Regions from separate parts of the Mus musculus genome. Here region 1 is linked to region 2. Evidence: chromatin loops called from intact Hi-C (ENCODE). Cell type or tissue: gastrocnemius. All regions are shown on one strand. Each heading gives the region's core, and the rest is flanking DNA. Links, peaks and the distances in the headings are about the cores only.

Region 1 (10,696 bases), core at 1,549-9,548, 52 kb before region 2:
CACAGCAGCTTACCACCATTCGTAACTCCACCCTTTTCTGACATCTGCTGGCACTAGGTGTACAAATTCAAACACTTACACACATAAAATACAAATAAACTAATCATTAAAAAGAGAAATAAAGAAACAAAGCTGTCTCTTTGGGCAAAGGAAACCCAAGACCCTAGCACATGGCTCTGACTCTCCATAAGGAGGGGAGATGCTTTGTGGTGGTTTGAGAAAAATGGCCTCCATAGGCCCATAGGGAGTGGCACTATTAGGAGGTGTGGCCTTTTGGAGGAAGTGTGTCATTGGGAGTGGGCTCTGAGGTTTCAGAGCCCAGTGTCACTCTTCCTGCTGCCTGCTGATCCAGATGTAGAATTCTCTACTTCCTCCAGCATCATCTCTGCTTGCTTACAGTCATGCTTCCCACCATGATGACAATGGACTAAACCTCTAAACCTGCAAGCCAGCTCAATTAAATGTTTTTCTTTATAAGAGTTGCCGTGGTCATGGTGTCCATTCATAGCAATAAAACCCTGACTAACATATGCTTCATTTTGTCATTATGAATACAACACAGAAAACAAGGTACAATTAGTTTCCTAGCCTGCTTATTTTATCAGACTGCAGAGACTAATGAGAAAGGCAGAGTACATCCACCAAGAGTGAGGTGACCTTAAAGGGCTGTTATTAGGAAAGTATAGTGGCCTCATAAGGGAAGAACCAGGGGCAGGGAGCCACCAGTTTCTTAAATAGATACCATGACAGCTGACACCTTGCTGTTCTGGCATTGTGCTTTGCCTATCCAAAGCAAACTTGTGGTCACCTAAAACATGTGATTGCAGAAGACATGTCACAGCATTGGGTGACCTAGCTGGTGATTCAGGTGTGAGCTCAAAGAAATCCTGGCTTTGGGGCATCTGAGGGAAGTGACAGCCAGAGAATCAGAGTCAGCCCTTACCCAGAAGTGATGAGGGAAGGCATTAAGAACCCAGCCTTGGCCTCCTCCTGACTGTGGAAGGTAGAATGTATGCCTAGTGTATAGCCACATCCTGTCAGGATTTCTAAGAAACACATGGCCTGCATGTAGTTGTTGTCCTGGGAGCCAGATGTATAACAGTCTGGACACATGAAGCTTGAAAATGCAAAAACATCCTTCCAGCTGCTTCCTGCTTTTTCTTCCTGAACTAGAATGATGTAGAGGGAGGTAGCAATTCTGAAATCAGATGGAAAGTACTTCTGTCTATGATGCTGGGAAAGGGGGATGGCCAAAGGGCCAAACACCGTCCTAAGAAATGAGATGATTAATAATTCATAGCCCTGACTGAGATGACAAGGAGCAAACGTGAAGGATTCACACCCTCTCTCTTCACCAGTTTGCAAACATCCTGGTTGACCCCTAGTTGGGAAGAAATAGCCAGTGGGATGGGCTAAAACCAGACCTCACTTACTCATCACTCAGCAAAGTCTCTGCTCATTGCATGCCGCACAGTGCCAAGGCTGCACACAGGGATGGGATAAGGCAGACAGTCTCTGCTTCATGCGTCTCCAGGACAACAACTACATGCAGGCCAAGTGTTAAGGGCCCAAGACCTGTATCCTGTACCTCAGGACGACAGCTGGAGGGCTACTGAGATAGGCAGATAATTCTCTTCCTGTCGGGAAATAGAGCCTGGTGCATGTTGTTGCCAGCCTTAACTGAGCAACCCCAGAGCTGAGGGGTATCAGTATCTTAAGGTACTAAATTCCTGGGGAGACTACACAGAGGCCCAGGTTCCCACCCTGACGGGAGAAGAGACAGCATGAGAAGTCTCTCGTTGATTTCTCTGAAATAATGGCCTTTACTCATCCCTGCCAAGTGGGAGCCTACACCTTTTAGTGCCCAGGTCTGGGCTGGGAGACAGGTGAGCTCCATCCTTCCTCTACCATGTGCATACTGGTTGCTAGGGGTTTCTAAGCTGTGCTGTCATGCTCACACAATCAACTTCAGAACACTTCCATCACGCTAAAATGAAACTATCTTCTGCTACTAGTCTCCTGACATTCCCAGTTACAGGCAAACACTAACCCTCCATCCACAGACTTCCAGCAATTGATAAAAATGTAATCACAGTCCATGCTGTCATGCACCTTGTGTGTGTGTGAGAGAGAGAGAGAAAGAGAGAAAGAGAGAGAGAGAGAGAGAGAGAGAGAGAGAGAATACATATGTGTGTCTCACATATATGTGCACAGGTATGTGTTGTGGATTTGGTTTACTGCTTGTATTACATTAATTGGGTTCCTGAAATTATACAGGTCTGTATGTAGGATGCTGAGGGTCTCTGCCCCCAGTTGGCTTTGATTGATAAATGAGGTTGCCAGCAGCCAATAGCTGGGCAGGGAGACAGAGGCAGGACTTTTAGGATTCCTGGGCAAGAGACACAGGGGAAGAAGGTGTCATGCTGAGGAAGGAGAAGGTCCAAGCCTAAAAAATGTAGGACAGAGAGACAGAGAGACTGTCAACATGTAAGAGTCGGGGATCGTGCCCAGGCGGCGTACAGGCCTGGTTCTGGGGCAGCCAAGATGGAATATAGGTTTAGTAAGTAATAACTCAGGAATATCAGAGGAGAGAGTGTGTAAGCCATGTGGAAGTGCCCAGTCATTGAGCTGCTTAAGGCATATTAAACATAAGGCTGTGTGTGTGTCTTATTCAAGAATCCACAACATTGGTATGGTAGTGAGGAACTTGGGCTGCTGCTGCTGGGCAGATAGAGTGGATTAATCTACTACAGCTGCAAGTGTGCTCATGTGCCATGAACTGTGGAGCTAGAGATTGATGCTGAGTGTCTTCCTCAGTTGTCGTCATCATTGTCACCATCACTATCAATCATCATCATTATTTTGAGACAAGGATAGAACTGGCCTGGAACTTGCTATGTGGACCAGGCTGGTCTCGAACTAGATCTGCCTGCATCCACCTCCCAAGTTCCAAGATTAAAGGTGTATATCACCACACCCGGCTTATTAGTCTATTTTTAGACAGAGTCCCATCATATAGCTCTGTCTGGCCTGAGTTTGCTATGTAGATCAGGCTGGACTCCAAAATCACAAAGATCTACCTGTCTGTGCCTCCTGAGTATTGAGACTAAAGTGCCATCGTGGTTGTCTTACCTTTTATGCTTTTAATTTATTTTAGATTTATTTAATTATATATAATATAATATATTATAATATAATATATAATATATAATATAAATATATTACAATATAATATATATATATATATATATATATATATATATATAGAGAGAGAGAGAGAGAGAGAGAGAGAGAGAGAGGTTTTAGGAGAGAGCTAGAGTCCCAAAACCTAGTTGCCAACTCTCCCACAAAGCAGGATTTTGGGGTTTGCACTGTGAATTCAAAGACTGAAATTCATGGACCACACTGGGTGTGTTTTAGAGAAAGATTTATAAATTTATAAGTAGGAAAGGGCATGGCTCTCAGCCACATAGCTGACATTCCCCTGCATGTCAGATAGGGAAAGGGGACTTCAGAGATAGGGTGGGAAGCCCAAAGTACCAGAAAAGGTACACTTGGACTCTGGCTGGAACCTGAAAGAAGAGGGCATAAAAGAAGACTCACAAAGGTGGGCAAACCCACAGAGCCTCAGAGAGGCTTCTGAGGACTCTCATTAAATTCTTAAATTATTCGTCCTACCTCTTCAGCATAACTCAAGGTACACAGGCCTTCCTCCCTAGGGAAGGGACCCATGTGGCTGGCCTGCCTGACTGTACTACCTCAGTCTCCACCCAGATAATTCCATTCTTTCTACTAGGAGGCAAGAGCTTTCCATTTAATTGGGCCTTCAATGTTTCTGTTGATAGGCTATTTCTCCAGATGGTGATATTAAAGGCATGTTTATTTAGAAGCTGCTCTTGGATGAGTTCACCATCCCCAAGGATTAAAGCTAGGGGAGTTGCCATGGGGAGTGGGGTAGGGGGCGAAAAAGAGAGAAAAGGCCCCTGTGTGTGGAGAGGAAGAGGAGAGAGAAAGGGGAGAGCAGGGCGGGGGGGGGGGGGCAGAGGGAGGAAGGGAGAGAGGGAAAGAGAGGGAGAGAGGGAGAGAGAGGGAAAGAGGAAGAGAGAGGACGGAGGCAGACAGGGAGAAAGGCAGAGGGAGAGAGAAGCAAAATGCCTGCATTCTATAAGGAGAAGCCTCTGAGGGAAGGGCAGCCCAGCCCTGGGCTGGAGAGTTCAGGGTTGGGGGCAGGATATGCCAGGTAGGGACTGAGGGATGCTGGGAGAACCTGGAGGCCAGGTCTGCTTTGGTATGTAAAATACATACCTAACATCTATAACACCAGCCCCTGGTCAGCCGGTTGCTTCTGTGGCTGAAGCTGCTTCCCTCCGCAGCCTCACCTCTCCCTGTAGACATCAAAGCACAGTGGCTTCTCTAATGTTCAAACCTTTACCTATCCCAATATGGTGCATCATGGGAAATCCAGAAGTCAGGTCAGCAACAGATGTCACTGGTTTCAGACCCCGGAACAAGGGACTGAGGTACATGTTTTACATATCAAAACAGACCTGGCCTTCAGGTTCACTCAGCATCCCTGAGTCCCTACCTAGCATACCCTGCCCCCAACTCTCAGTGAGAGCCAGCCTTTTCTTCTTCCTCCATGGTGACTTCCGTGGCCTCCATCTTTGGGTCCAGTCAACTCGACAGAGAGCAGATTGCCAACAGACCTGCCTTTAATATATTCTTATCTGGTTTGAATTGACACATTTCAACAGGAGAGAAATAACTTACCACTCACTAGCTTTGAGGAGCCTCCCATGGGTCTCTTCCTGTTAAACCTGAGACAGAAATGCCTTGATTACACTCAGAAGGAAAGCTGTCTCTCTGCCTTGACCCACCATCATCTCTGTGGCTTTCAGTGCAGTTGCAGAATACAGTCTGGGTGCTCAAGCAAAGGCCATGGCTGAAGTCCTGCCCTCGGCTATGCTGCCTGCCCGCTTGTAAGCAAGTAGTTCAGGTCTGAAGACAGTGGAGCAGAAGGTGGAAGATTCAGGTGTCTGTGAGGTCGTGAAGGACAGTGGGGGTGGCGGGGGGGGGGGGCAATATGAGAACATCACATAGTTGAACTGTGCCTGGGGTGGGAGATGGCTGCCGAGAACCAGAACTGTGGGCACAGGATCCATACCCACCCCAGGTGAAGGTCAGTCAATCGGGTAGAGGCAAGGAGGGTTGTCATTAGCAGCACAGTTGAGCTCAGGTGTGAGGAGGCCTAGAAACAAAGCGTAGTTCTCTGCAGGAGAAAGGCTCTGGGCCCAGTAGTCTCAGAAGCCTAAATTATTAAACCTGTGAGAGGAACTGGCTTTTGTGAATGCCACGAGGGACAGATCTGCCCTTCCCTGCTCTGCTCACAGCCCATAGGAGAAATTCAGCTGCAACAGTGTGACCAGAAGTGTAAACCGGGAGACCCAGCTGGCATGTGAGGACAGCCGTACCTGGCCCCGCCCCCACCCCGCCTGCCCTCTTGGGATCCTCAGGGCTTTTTGTTACAATCTTGGGCTCACTTCCACCTCCCTTGGCTCTGCTTCCTCACACACATTTTTAGCATTCTTCATCCAGCAAAGTAGCTTTGTGTCGCCTCCCTTCCAGCCCTCCCACCACCCCCTAAGCAAACCTGCAGTTCACCACCAGCACCCCGCCCCTCGCACAAGGAAAGCTTAAAACCACCAACCAGCAGATTCTAGGGTGGACTACAGAAGCCCCTCCTACCGTCTGGAGGTGTTCCAAGGAGGCCAACATTGCTGATTCTGCTGCGGCTCACTCTTCCTCTGAGTCTTCACACACAGTCTCATTTCCAATGTCTGGAAAAGAAAAACAAGAGGAACCACCTGACTATAAGTCAGAATGGTGCCATGAAACCAGAAGCAATCGATGCCAGCCTTTCTAGCTTCACGACACTGGCCATGCTAGCTTCTAGACTGCCCCAAAAGAGAACCCTGGTGGCCCGGGGATGACCGAGTGGTTCACGGAGCTAGTTAACTCCCTCCTGGCTTTCTCTCCTAGAGGCTCTTCTCAAATTCCGGGAAACTACAGATTTCCTATCGATATTGGCTGATATGGGTGGTTCTGTGGACATTTCCAGAAAGGATCCAGGTTCTTGGGTCCCCAAAAGAAGAATTTAGCAGAGAAAGAGATAACTTACTAAGAAAGAGTACATACACTTCTAAGGACAGAGCTGGAGCAAGGCTAGAGCCACTCAGGTGCTGTGCTGTACAGAGTTGGAGGCTATGTCAGGTAAACATGGGGTTTCCACACATGCTCTGTTACCTGTAGTTTTGCATTATTTGCTTCAGGTTTCCTTCGCATCTTAACTTTCCACCCATGGTGTGCTTTTTAGTAGTAATGAGCTGTAGCTTCCCTTCTGACAGTCCAGGCACTAGTGCCTCTGCGTCTGTTGATTTTGTTTTGTTTTGAGACAGGGTTCCAAGTAGCCAAGGGTCTTATTCAGGGTTTCTATTCCTGTACAAAACATCATGACCAAGAAGCAAGTTTGGGAGGAAAGGGTTTATTCAGCTTACACTTCTACACTGCTGTTTATCACCAAAGGAAGTCAAGACAGGAACTCACACAGGGCAGAAACTTGGAGACAGGAGCTGATGCAGAGGCCACAGAGGGATGTTCCTTACTGGCTTGCTTCCCCTGGCTTGCTCAGCCTGCTCTCTTATAGAACCCAAGACCACCAGCCCAGGGATGGCACCACCCACAATGGACTAGGCCCTCACCCTTGATCACTAATTGAGGAAATGCCTTACAGCTGGATCTCATGGAAGCATTTCCTCAAGGGAGACTCCTTTCTCTGTGATAACTCCAGCTTGTGTCAAGTTGACACACAAACCCAGCCAGTACAACTGATCCCTTGTCAACTTAACAAACACATCACTATTAAGCCTCAACCCTTACTTTTTATTCATCTCCAAGATCTAAATAACTTTAAAAGTCCCACAGTCTTTACAAGTTCTTATATGTTAAATTTTCAATCCCTTTAAAATATCCAATCTCTTGAAATTTAAAGTCTTTTTGCAGTTCAAAGTCTCTTAACTATGGGCTCCACTAAAATACCTTCTGACCTCAAGAGGGAAAAATATCAGAGCACAGTCACAATCAAAAGTAAAATCAAACTGCCCAATGTCTGGGATCCACTCACAATCTTCTGGGCTCCTCCAAGGGCTTGGGTCACTTCTTCAGCTCTGCCCCTCCAAGTATACACCTTGTCTTCTAGGTTCCAGCTGCCTATACTCCACTGCTGCTGCTGTTCTTGGTGGTCATCTCATAGTAAAGGCATCTCCAAAAATACTGCTGTCTTCCGATGCAACTAAGCTTCACCAATAACCTCTCATAAGCTCTCTTCATGGTGCCAAGCCTCAACTCCTTTGCATGACCCCTTCAGTCCTGGGCAATCAATTGCAACTATGGCTGCACCCTCACCAATGGCCTTCCATGGCCTCTTACAGTGCCAAGCCTCAGCTGCTCTTCATGACTCCTTCATGCCTTCAAAACCAGTACCACCTGGGTGACTCTTACACATTACTAACTCCAGCCACAACACAAGGTACAACCTTGGTTATCTCTGGAACACAGCCTCTTTGTGCTCTCAGAAAACACTTCCCAGAAGATTTCACCTCAATGATGCTGATCCTTCTTAATCACCACTAATTTCTTAGCTCCAGCTAACCAGCATCAGCAGTCCCAGTAATGCAAAGGTTTCACTTTAGTAGTTCTGGTATCTTGTTAATCACAGCTGATTCTTCAGCCCCAGCTAACCAGAACCACAGAATCTTCACAATCAAAACAGCAATGGCCCTGATAAGAGTCTTTAACCTTCCCTCTGGAATTTTATAAGCCAGGTCTCCATCTAGAATTTTATAAGCACTGTTCTCAACATTATCTTCCAAGCTCCTACAGAACATCCCACAGACACCCAATAGCTCTTCTAACCCAAAGTTACAAAGTCCTTCCACAGTCCTCCCCAAAACATAGTCAACTTGTCACAGGAGTACCCCACTCCTGGTACCAATTTGTCTTAGTTAGGGTTTTTATTCCTGCACAAACATCATGACCAAGAAGCAAGTTGGGGAGGAAAGGGTTTATTCAGCTTATACTTCCACATTGCTGTTCATCAACAAGGGAAGTCAGGACTGGAACTCAAGCAGGTCAGGAAGCAGGAGCTAATGCAGAGGCCATGGAGGGATGTTTCTTACTGGCTTGCTTCCCCTGGCTTGCTCAGTCTGCTCTCTTATAGAACCCAAGACTACCAGCCCAGAGATGGCACCACCCACAAGGGGACCTCCCCCCTTGATCACTAATTGAGAAAATGCCTTATAGCTGGATCTCATGGAGGCATTTCCCCAACTGAAGCTCCTTTTTCTGTGATAACTCCAGCTTGTGTCAAGTTGACTCAAAACTAGCCAGTACAATATGTATATGTATATGTATGTGTATGTGTATGTGTATGTGTGTATATATATATGTATATGTATATACACACACACACACACACACACATGCACACACATATGTTTGTGTGTGTGTGTGTGTACACATACAAGCTAGGGGAAGCAAGCCAGTGAGCCGCACCACCTCTCCATGGCCTCTGCATCAGCACCTGACTCCAAGGTCCTGCCCTCACTAAGACACACACACACATAATTTCATGTCATGTGTATTTGCTTGAATACTTTTTTTTAAGATTTATTTTATTTACACAAGTACACTGTAGCTGTCTTTAGACACACAAGAAGAGGACATCAGATCCTGTTATAGATGGTTGTAAGCCACCATGTGGTTGATGGGAATTGAACTCAGGATCTCTAAGTCAGTGCTCTTAACTGCTAAGCCATCTCTTCAGCCCTCAGCTTGTTTCCTTATAGAACCCAAGACTACCAGCCTAGGGATGGTGCCACCTACAATGGGCTAGCTCCTTCCTCCCCCTTGATCACTAATTGAGAAAGTGCCTTACAGCTGGATCTCATGGAGGCATTTCCTCAAGGGAGGCTCCCTTCTCTGTGTTAACTCCAGCTTGTGTCAAGTTGGTACACAAAACCAGCCAGTACACCAGGCTAGGTTCATAGGCTCAAACTCACTTTGCAACTGCAACTGACCTTGAATTTCTGATCCTCCTGATTCCACTTCCAGAGAGCTAGAATCACAGGTGTGTGGCAGACACCACATGGGTGTGCATGTTAATCCAGTGCCACACCCCCAGGCCTCTAACTTGCTGGCATTAGTGTGTTTGTGAGTGTACATATGTATGTAAGGACCAGAGGTCAGCCTAAACCTCCAGTACCATTTTTCAGATGCCACTCACCTTTATAGATCTTTATAGGGTCTCCCCCTGGCCTGTAGCCTACCAAGTAGGCTATGTTAGCTAATGAGCCCAGGGGCCCTCTTGTTTACCTCACCAAAACAAGGGATCTAAAACATGGGTTCTGAGGATCCAACTCAGGTTCTTGTGTTTTCTGGACTTATTTAATGTGCTAATTTTGTGTAGCTTTCGACAAGGCTTTGACACCTCACTCTCTGCACTACTTTCCTGCCTCACTATTGTAACTAAGACAGCCTAGGTGGCTGGGGCACACGGCACAGCTCTGGGCTCCTGGTTTTCTTTGTTTGTTTGTTTGTTTGTCTTAAATGGTGTGGCTCGCCATTTCCTCCTGGGCACAGTTCTGCATTCATATTTACTTTCATCTGGAAAAATTGCCCAAGCCTTGGAAATGGGACAGAGATTTTGGAACTCCCTTTGAGTAATGCTGGATTTGGGTACTAAGAGGCCTGGCCCAGGGAATTATCTAATTTTCTAAGTAGTACATCTCTTTTTAACTTGCTAATTGTTATTAATCAGGATATTTTACAAAAACAATTTTTGTGGCCCAGGTTAGCCTTGAACTCAGCACCCTCCTGCCTCAGACTCCAGAGATGGAATTACAGGCATGAACTGACATTTGCATCCTACTGGCTCTTATTTGTTAAATATGTTTCTGATGCATGTTTATTTGTATAAAATAATAAAAATTACATATTGAACCTGACTTTTTCATATAATTGTACTCTCACATACTCTCACATAACACTACTATAACAAGGATTCAGAACAGGCCTGTCGGCTACAACTTCCCCTGTTCTTTCACAATCAGAACCATGCTTGTGACTTCTTGGCAGGGTACAGATGGACATGGTGAGTGGGCGTACCTGCATCTATGAGCCTTCCAGCTAGGACTGTAGGACTCCCTGGTTGTCCCCCTCTGTCAAGCCCAGGGCAAGACTGCAGTCTCAGAACTCAGTTCTGTGCTACTTACTGTCCCTTGGCTGCTCCCCTGACAGCTTCCAGGAGCCACTGAGTCAGACACAAGATCAGGTATAGGAAAATCCATAAACACTGTGCAATATAGAAATACCTCTCAGTGTAGGTAATAGAGTTAGCTACAGGAAGATTAACTAATAATTGAATTAAACATAAACACCTGTCTTAGTTAAGGTTTCTATTGCTGTGAAGAAACACCATGACCACAGCAGCTCTTATAAAGGACATTTAACTGGGGCTGGCTTACAGTTCAGAGGCTTAGTCCACTATCATCATGGCAGGAAGCATGGCAGTGTGCAGGCAGACATGGTGCTAGAGAAGGAGCTGAGAGTTCTGCATCTGGATAGGCAGGCAGCAGGAACA
Region 2 (10,696 bases), core at 1,755-9,754:
GGGCTGCCAGACAGATTACATGTTTTCTTTCACACCTCTGCTTAAAAGTGAAAACAGATAGGCTGCATCACATACAAACAAGAAACAGTCTATGGTGAGTATAAATGCAGTTGGCATGCAGGTACAGTTACAATGTTTCATTGTCTTTGCCCCTGCTTAAAGCATTTGATGCATTACTATCTCTGCCTAGCTCTACCATAGGAATGGTTTCTAACATTTTCCCCTGTAGCATTAGCTGAAAGTGTATACAAAATAAACAGATAAAGATAATTATTACTTTCTTTTTTTTAAAAAAATGCAGTTGGCTTTGGGGTTCACTGAGGCATGTCTTCTGGAAAGCACAGATGGTTTGCCTCCACCAGGCTCTGCTTATCTCCGACTACACAGGACTGTTTCTCTCCTGTCGACCCCTCTAACGGAAAACGTGACAGTGTGCCACCTAACTTTTCCAACCATCTGAATATTTTAGTAAAATGGCAAAGAAGACACATGCTTTCAAAGTCATTTAGCATGGAAGTACTGTGACCTCACCCACCAGAGAGAGGTCAGACTGGCCTCTGCCACTGCATACCCAGAAACACAAGGTCATCCTCTGACCTCCCTCGGACACTCTTCTTCACGCCACCAGAAAAGAACATGTCTTGGTTTTCTCATTTATCATCTTCTCATGGGCTTCTTTCCCGAGTTTCCTACTCTGTCCTTTGCCCAGCACTCTGTCCAGATATTCTCATGTCATTTACCGTTCACAACCAGCTCCCAAGTATAAAGCAATTAAGCTGTGGAGAGCTAATCCCAGTAGGATTGAGCTTTGACCTTTGAACCAGACCTAGAGCCTGTGCTCCTGTGCTGTGTATCACCATCAACATCAAAGAGGACAGAGCACCTCTAATGAAGAGCAGTCTTTAAATCACAGCATTTGTTGACACTTGAAGGGGCATAAAACAATTCTCAGAAAAACCAAGGACTGAGATTTTTATAAAACAAAAGCAAAAAAAAAAAAAAATCAAATTGAGAAAGAAATGACCCATAGCAAATGGTCAACGAGGTACTGAAGCAATGCTGGTCTGGTAACAAGCACCATTCAGGCCATGGCTGGAATCCCCTGGGTGTTTTATGACTCACGAGTTACTCTTGATTAGTTACTTATTCCCACTACAGAATGAAAGATTGGCAAAGGCTCAAACTAGCCCCGCCACAAACATGTTCATGCAATCCTGTTAGAACTTTTAGCCTTCCACTCCCTCCAGTAGCAGAACCTGACAGAAGGGAACAGTACCACAACCCAGGCTCCCCTGCCCTGCAACCAACCTATCAGAGACAGAAAAGGCAATCGGGTAGAGCACCAGGTACAACTGCACTCAACTGTTCACTCAACAACACACACATGCCTTCCCACGGGATTGCAGCCCAACTGCAGAAGGAAACAGATTTCTAATCCAGGCAACCATATAGATTTCCTTATTTACAGAGGAAAACCAAAGTCCCCAGAGGCAAGGGCCTCACTATGCTGAGGTCACCCACAGGGAGAACCAACATGTCACTGTCAACCTTCAGGGAGAATTATCATTGGTGACAAGGTCTTTTTCCACAGTCTATTAATTCTAGTTCAGTAACAAAGTAAACGAAAAAGCTCCATGAAGTTGAACCTCTTGTTCCCCTCACCCACTTTGGGGCAGCTTTATTACTTCTGCCTTTGGCATCTCCTGCACATTTATCTGACTTATCACTCTCTAACGACATGTGTGACAGGACAACAGAACTCTTATTTCTAATCAGTCTGACACTCCACAGACAACAAAGCTGAGGACAAGAAACTCACAGGGCTCCAGGGGCAGAGGAGGAAGCAGGGGGACAGAAAGGGAAGACTTTTCTGCCGTTTTTTCAGGCTGGGTCTTCAACCAGGGGTCGTGAATTTCCTACACAGGGGCAATTTCCTCAAGGGCAACCCTGAGGTCCTGGTCCTCATGACTTACCTCCCAAGTGTGCTGAGGTAGCAAGCAGGTGCAGCCAACCACGCCCAGCTTTTAGGGAAGCTTCCGCTTTCTGATCAAGTCTCTAACAGTGCTTGCGACAATCATCCTTGGATAGATTCATACATGAGCCACCATTTCTCCTCTAGTCCTTGGCTGGCTACTTGCCAGTTCTTTTACGGTGAGTTTTGTCAAAAACCTTTTCTCCTTAATACCCCACTTGCTAATACTAGGACAACATTACCCAGTACCATCCTCAAGACAGTGGAGCTACCTGAGAACACTCTCAGGAAACAGTCACAACTAAGTAGGTCTATAAACAAACACAGGCCCAAGGGATGGGGAAAGGGAGGAAGAAGGCAATTAAAAATTAATAAAAATGCACAAACATAGATTACAGTACTGGACTAGAAACAGAATCCCATTATATAAAGGGTGTAATTGCTTCTGGAAATAAGCAGGCCACTGATCTTGGCTTGGTAATCTTGGTGTAAAGGTAGGCTGGGGGCTGGGTACCCATTTCTATAGATTCATACAGTAAAAGCCAGTTAAAACAGTTAGAAGACAAACTTTAAGTAACTATTAGAATGATCATGACCATAGTGTGCTCCAAGGGCTCTGATGTCCTCTTTAACCCCTAGGAGCAAATGTGTATGTATGTACGTACACACACACACACACACACACACACACACACACTTACTTAAAAGTAAATCTTCTAAAAAATTTCAATTAAGGGATAGAGAGATGGTTCAGTGGTTAAGAACACTGGCTGTTCTTCTAAGAACCCAAGTTCAGTTCCCAGCATCTCATGAGAGGCTTAGCTACATTGTATGTACCTTCAGCTCCAGGCCTTCTGGCCTCAATGGGCACACACATATGTGGCACGCACACACACAAAGTAAAAAATTTAAAAATAAAAATTTTAAATCACCTATGTAAAGTTAGACCTGGTGTCATAGTCCTATAATCCCATCACTTGGGGAGTCAGGAGAATCACAAGTATGTATGAAGACATCTGGACTACCCAACAAGACCGCCTTAAAGCAAACACACAAACAACACAAACCTAAGCTATTCTCAGCACATACTCTATGGGCAAACTCTGTCTTTCTCAATTCTAACTAACTATATTTGGTAATTCCTATGCTCTATGAAATAAAGTTCGAGAGTATCTCAAACACCGTGTTTATTTTAAGTAACCTAATAAATTGCTTTGGGAAGTTTCAACTTCTCCGCTGTTAGGACAGAGGCTTCCAGTAACAAATTTTCCCAAAAGAGAACACGTCCTTGATTACTGTGAAGAAGACACCAAGGGAAATAAGAGACCACAGCCTGAGACTCCACAACTCCTAGACTTACTGTATTACAGTCTCTTAAAGGACAGCTACCTGACTCTTCTACAAACAGGCGTGAGAACTGGGAATGTGACCCAGCTAGATGAGTGCTTGCCTAGGCTGCCAGAAGCCCTGGATTTGATCCTTAGCACCACACATGCTTATGGTCGCATTAGGAGTAGAAACTGGAAGAACAGAAGTTCTTCACTACACAGTAGATCCAAGGTCAGTGTGGGTCAAACAAAGCCCTGGGCACGGAAACCACAGCAGAGCCTGGTGGTGCAATGCAGTAGCAGAGCACATGCCTAGAATATCCAGAACTTGGGCTCCACACTTAGCAAGGCAAAACAGACAAAGATAACGGAACTCATTACTTGGTGTGTTAATTTTAGCCCAGATTTTCTTTAGGTAGAAAATTGTAAATAACAAATGGCACTCCTACATCCTCATTGTGCTCCTTCCAGCTGTAGGTCTAATCAAGGGCCCACAGAATGCATAAGCCAGGAAAATGGTTACCAAGTCTCCTCCCTCACTTTAGGGAGAAACTGGCCCCTAAGGCCAGAAACTTGGCTGAGGTTCTGACTTCTGAGAGAAGCAGGAGGCAGCAAGAAGCAGTATGGAGTAGAGGCATGGAGGGAAGACAGTCATCCCATCGAGCACTCTCAGGGACTTGACCCCCCTCCATCCAGAAGTGCTACTGTCAATGCCTTTGACGGGTCTCTTGCTTCTTAGTTCTACCCCATCCATGAAGGGCCAGGCTCAGTCCCTGCTCTCTGTGGGAACTGTACAATCACCTCCTGATTCTTAGTGCCCCACACAGAGCAGCCCACCCCTCTAAAAGAAGAGAAGATCTAGTCCCCTCAATGTACCTCTCCTCCCAGGTCTGTTTGCCAAACAGAATGGCTCCAGGAAAGCTGAGACTGGCTCTGAGCCCAGAGAGAGGCAGACTACATGCCACACCTCAAGAGCCCTAAAAGATGGATGCCCCCCTAGCACCCCACCAATAAGAACCAAGTATCACTCTTCCCATGCATCCAGTCGCCTCTGCCCTATGGTAAGAGTCCATCCATCCATCTCCTCCCAGACTATTCCTAGGACATCTGGCTCTGGGGTGACACAAACAAGCCACCCTTTCCCTCAGGCCTCACTTCCAATTCCTCTCTACCCTCTTGGATGTTGTTTAGACTTCAATTTACTGAACAGTATCTGCGGACTGTCTTGGCTACAATTTTAAAATATTTGCACATAGATTTAAAACACATTTACCTTCAAAATAGTAATGTATCTTTCTCTGGCCACTCACCAAGAAAAATTAGTATTCATTCAATATATGGGCACACTGAGGAACTGACTGGAAACCCAGTCTCTTTGAATAAGTAATTCCCATCACCTCAGTACTAAATCCCAGCATGTACTACTATTATAGGAACTAGGGCTGCAGCAATCCACCCTCTAGGGCTGAAGGGATTTATCTGCCTCACCCTACCCAGGACACTTCCCTCTCCCCTCGGCTTAGAGCCTGCAGCAGACAGGATATGGGTAGGGTGGGGCAAGAACAGGATTGCCCGAGGCTTCAACACATTACCGGATTTGAAAATTTCCATTATAAAGAGTTTTTTTTTTTTTCCTTTTTAACAGAAGACCCAACAGAACCTTGAGAACAAAAACTCAAAAGAAAACACTCGGTTAAAAATAGGAGTATATTTTTAGTTAAAAATAGGAGATATTTTAAGTTCATTTGAAGAGAGGTAATTCCTTATGTGGCAAAGAATAGTAAAATGGTTGCCTCTCATTTAAACAAGCAAAGCAAACAAGGTACAACTGGTACCTATCAAGGCCTCAGAAAGATGCCTCTGAAACATGGCTGGGCACTCAGCTTGTGCTACAGAGCCTGCCACACTAGCACAGTGAAGGGCTAGAGTCACATTGTATCTTTAACTTGTGTTACTTTTATTGTATCATTTTCTATTGTTTGGGGTTTTTTTTTTTCTGTTTTTTCTAAATATTTCCCATCTTTGGTTGAATTTTCCACTACAGAGCTCCAAGATTAAGAGGGAAGCATCTGTTTATAAACTCACTTTGATCTTTTTTTGTATTAGACAAATAACTCAAATAATTCGATTTTTAAATGTCACTGGGCTTCCCTTGACAATCTAAGGCCAGACCTAAAGCAGACCTAAAGGATTCATTTAAGGGCACAGGCACTTAAAAGCCAGGGATGGACAAGACAGACGTCTGTCGGTCTGTCTGTCTGTCTGTCTCTCTCTCTCTCTCTCTCTCTCTCTCTCACACACACACACACACACACATGTAGTGCATTCCAAAGAGCAATTTCTTAAAATCCTCAACATGAACTCTTAAGTGTGGAGTTCACGGGTCACAGAATCTTCCTAAAATGTCAGGACCTTCACAGAACAGACTTGGAGCATGCGTTCAACCCATGTGTGAATGTGGTCTCAGAGAGCCTGAAGACAGTCTCAAGCAGACCAGGCTGGACTAAAACTCAGAGATCTTCTTGCCTCTGTTGCTCAGAGCTGGGATGAAAGTTATACTCACCAGCCAACCCTAAGGTTTTATTTGGTTGTTTTTCCCTCCCAAGAAGGGCAGGAAATACTGCCCTTAACCAGTTGCCATAGTTACCAAGATGCTCGTCATCAGCCCCAGAGTCAAAAACCACCATCAATAAAATCTCTACTGGCCTGGTTGGCCATGCTACCCACCCCAAGGCTACTGCCCTAGAGTCCCACTCCAGTAACAGCAGACACAGGCCCCTAGGGCCAGGGTCAAGCAGTGGCCTCAATTTCTGCCCTCTCTGGTGGTCACAGACATGCTCTCCTTGCTGGTGCTGCTAGCCCTACGCTGACCTTCCCAAACAACCCCCTTCCCAGCTAGACTGTCATAGTTCTTGCATTCTACTTACTTACAGCCCAACACAGCTTACCATGATTTCAGCACCACTCTCCTCCTCTTTCTCCTGACTGGCAGCTTTGGATCCTAGGCAGAGTCCTCAAGATGGGGACAAATGGCAGTCCCTTAGGTAGAGCTGGGCCAACTCTGCTGCTGGGCTTTCCCTTAGCAGACACTCTGGTCCCTGGGTCTCTCTTAGACACCACCCCAAACTCTACCCAGTCAGATCTGCCTGAGGTTCACACTTCCCCACGTCTGCCTTTATGTTTCCAAATGCCACCCCCTCACAGAGTCGGTTTTTTCCCACCTCTAGAATCTGTCAAATGAAACGTACACTTTAACCCTGGACCACTCCCGGGACCCTCAACTTTCCCTTTCTAAAACCAATGAGGTACTCGGACAAATACCAACATGCCTAAAACAGACAGAGGCTGGGGAACAAGCTAACACTGATGGCCAGGGACAGCAAGGCAGCACCAGCACCCCTAAGGGGAGTGGTAGGCACAAGAGCCAAAGGGCAGGATGGTAATGGGAGGGAGAGAAGAACAGAGGTAGATATTCTAGTAGACCCCAGAACTGTCAATACATTTCAACAGAAACAGGAGGAGTCAGCCCAGAGAAGTGACCTCCAGATATTTCCATTTTTAAAGGATCCCTCCAGCTTGTGAGACCACATATGCAGAATAACAGGAAGCAGGCAGTCTGCAGATCACAAACTACACCAGCCTCCCAGTGTGCCTCCTCTCCACCTCATGCTCATTTCTTCAACAACTGCAAAATCATTCAATGGCTCTCTACTACCTCCTGTCTCTACATGGTCACTAAGGTTGGTCACCTCCCCTGTTCTCCAAAGCTGGGGTGTGGAGAGGGTATTCCTCTGACCTTGCATGCTTGAGCCTCTTGCTGTGTCCTCGGCCCTCCAACTGCTTTCTCCTTTTGAAGCATTTTTCATTCATCATTGTGAGGTGAAGTCTCAATGCCACTTCCTCAGGAAGCCTTTCTTGTCTGCTCCCAACATATGCTGTAACCGTGTGTGGAAACACTCCAGACCCAATAGGACAAAGGGGACCCAGACCATAGCAATCTGCCTGCAAACACAGCTGCCACAAGCAGCCATCACTTCTCAAACAATGTGCCAGCTTCTATGTGGACAGTCTCAGGCCTAGGCTTTCAAAGACTTGCTATCTATCATTTGCTAGCACCCTCTAAGGCAGATCCACAAGTGTCAATGTCACCTAATGCAGCAACAATATGCTTTTCCTGGTTATTCCAGAAGTGCTGGAAAATGCAGAGGTGAGCCCTTCGAAGGGGACAAATGAAGTCAGTGACAGGAGGTTATCCTTAACTTGCCGTGCAACCAAAGGCATTTCCCTTTAAGATATCTTGAATACTGTTTCTAAGTAAATGTAAATAAAAAGATCCTTTTAGGAGAAAATAAAAAACAAAGCAAAAGAGTGAAGTATCAATCATCCAAGATGCAGTTAAGAATGAGACATGTGCTAGGCAGTGGTGGCGGGAGGCAGAGGCAGGCGGATTTCTGGGTTCCAGGCCAGTCCGGTCTACAGAGTGAGTTCCAGGACAGTCAGGGCTACACAGAGAAACCCTGTCTCAGACAAAACAAAACAAAACAAAACCAAGAATGAGACATGTCCATTAACACATGAGGGTGGTTTAACCAGTCAGAGTGAAGCATGCAATTAAAGCAACTGCAATGTGCTCTCACTTTTGGAATAATTCACTCACAAAACATGAAGTGGTAAAGGCCGTCTGAGCACCTGAGTGCTTAGTCACGGCTCCTCGGGAACTCTATCACCTCACCTGTTACAAGCTAGCTCATACCAGCCAGGTGCCCAAACAGCTCCGGGTGAGATAGCCAAGTGTGGCCCCTCAGAGATAAATCAATGAAAAAAGAATAGGAGGTCATCAACTTTAAAGACACAGCTTATTTCAACTAAATGCCACAGAGCAAGACCAACATTTGCTAGGCATGGGGAGGTGCACCAGGACTAGGGAGGCAGAGGCAGGTGGGTCTGAGTTTGAGGATCAGCCTGATTTACATCCTGAGTACCAGGGAGCCAGGGTGGAGAGGGTGTTTAAGACTGTCTCAAAATGATCGGTGTGGTGGCGCACGCCTTTAATCCCAGCACTTGGGAGGCAGAGGCAGACGGATTTCTGAGTTTGAGGCCAGCCTGGTCTACAAAGTGAGTTCCAGGACAGCCAGAGCTATACAGCGAAACCCTGTCTCGAAAAAAGAAAAGACAAAAAACAACAACAAGAAAAGACTGATTCAAAACAAGACTTATTAGCTTTTTTATAATGACGTAGATTATTTAAACCAAAAATACAATTCCTTTAGCTATCAGCATCTCAGGTACTGGTGTTTTATTAAATGTGCATGTATGAGCACATGCTTGTGAGCACCAGTCATGAAACAAAAGCAGAGGTCAGAGGAAAACAAGTGGGAATTGCTTCTCTCCTTCCACCATACTCATAAAGTCCACGTCAGGCTTGATGATAGGTACCCCCAAACTCACTGAGAATCTCAGCAGCCCAGGTATCATTCACTTTAATTTTCCTATCATCTCACATTGATAAAACTGAGGTTCAGGGAGACCAAGCAACTTACCCACCATCACACAGCTAGGGGCAAATCCAGCTTTCAAATCTCACGGGTTATAAAACACTACATATGCTACAGCAGATTCCAATTAACTGCAGGATAGAGAAAACCAATCTATGGTGAGCACCTTTAGAAAAGGGACAGAGATGGGCTGGCGAGATGACTCGGTGGTTAAGAGCACTGACTGCTCTTCCAGAGGTCCTGAGTTCAAATCCCAGCAACCACATGGTGGCCCAAAACCATCTGTAATGAGATCTGATGCCCTCTTCCGGTGTGTCTGAAGACAGCTACAGTGTACTTATATATCTGAGAGAGAGAGAGAGAGAGAGAGAGAGAGAGAGAGAGAGAGAGAGAGAGAGAGAAAAGAAGCACAGAAACCTAGTGAAACAGCTCAGGGTCTGACTGTGTAACATAAACAGAACCTCACACTGTGCCTCATCAACTAAAAGGAAAAGCTTAGCTAACAGACTCCAAGTTCATGCTCCTAACTATCTTACCTTAGCACAGCTCAGGGAGCCTTGCTATAGTCCTAGAACTGATCACCATGACTAATAAGTTTGTTTCTTAAAGGGAAAGAAATGAACAGCTACTAAGCAATATACATTGTTATTACACCAGAGTGAAGGCTCTACACAAACCTAGTTTTAAATGTAACAATGGAAAGTGGCAAGTATCAATTGCTTGGCTAATGGGAATTTCCCTACCAAATAAAAAAAAATTAAAAAAAATTAAGCCCTGCTGGAGGGAATGTCTATAGACAAACAGAAAATAATTTCAAATAATTTCTTACATTTACATAAGGAAATGTGGACACCTAACCTTACATAAATGTTAAAAATGTGCATTATATTGTAATCAGATACAATGTTGGCTCTCAAAGAGTTTGAATTTTGTTACAGTAATTAAGCCACATCAAGCAAACAAAGCAGGCAGCAAAAGAGTTAAAAAAAAAACCCAACACCACCACCACCACCAACAACAACAACAAAAAACTCACAGAAGGGGCAACATACAGTTGAAAGGAATAGAAAACTCAGTAGGAATAATGTTTCCAGTAGTAGCTGCCCCAGGAACAAATCCTCCACAAACAGTTGGTGCCTCATGCTTCCCACTCAGGCTCTGTTCAGACTGGCAAACTTCTCCAGCAGTGGCTAATGATGAAATCATTACATCAATTCTCAAAAAGCCTCACCTCACACATGCGCACACCTCTTATACAAACAGTAATTGCCTCTCCAGAGAGGAATACATTCATCCTACCATTTGAATATATTCAGCAAGTGCCCACTCCGTCCAGAAAGGGAAAAGAGACAGCCAGAGCTACATCTAGGGAGGGCAAGGTGAGGTGAGCTGGAGCGATGCACTATCTCCTTTACTGGACGACTTCAGTTGTTAGGTAATACTTATAGCTTTCAAATGAAGCGAGCCTCATTCAATTCACGATTTAATCCGTAATCACTAAAAAATGTCAGACAACTGATCATAATGATTTTTGACCCCAGAGCAATTACAGAAGACCAAAAGACCTCTATGATAATTTCTGAGTTTTGGTAATTTATGTACCACTATTTGTGTGTTATAACAGGTCGTATTACCAAATATTAGCTTTTAGACCAGCCTTTTAGACCAACCAGCATCATTTTTAGGTTAAGCAACAATGTTTGGATCTTGTTTCCTAATATAACCCTTAAAAAACCAAGCACACACATTTGAACCAACAGTATAGGGCAGAGTCAACAGTAAATTATCGGTTCCCCTTTCCCTTTTTAGCCTAACTGTACTATGTGAGAACAAGGGAAATCCAAATTATTTTAAAATTGTTTTTTGGTTTTCTGAAACAAGGTTTCTTTGTAACCCAGGCT

Evidence for each region. Hi-C counts contacts between places; a loop is a spot of excess contacts. Peaks named below come from ENCODE experiments on the same cell type or tissue, not always from the same donor. Only the 100,000 strongest peaks of a DNase experiment are listed, where the experiment ranks them.
Region 1: it touches region 2 in a loop (2.4-fold over the local background); 5 of 42 quality-filtered maps call a loop at or near these places.

What each region holds. Positions count from the first base shown.
Region 1 is chr11:22,794,608-22,805,303 of GRCm38, forward strand. No RefSeq gene overlaps it. Among named protein-coding and RNA genes, the nearest start is that of B3gnt2, 60 kb to the right of the region's middle. In gastrocnemius, for the core only: no CTCF peak of the experiment used is centred there; a DNase peak (open chromatin) is centred at 5,646; H3K4me3 peaks cover 256 bases; H3K27ac peaks cover 689 bases.
Region 2 is chr11:22,846,753-22,857,448 of GRCm38, forward strand. The region is part of intron 1 of B3gnt2 (UDP-GlcNAc:betaGal beta-1,3-N-acetylglucosaminyltransferase 2); the gene reads right to left. Among named protein-coding and RNA genes, the nearest start is that of B3gnt2, 7.6 kb to the right of the region's middle. In gastrocnemius, for the core only: no CTCF peak of the experiment used is centred there; no DNase peak of the experiment used is centred there; H3K27ac peaks cover 4,451 bases.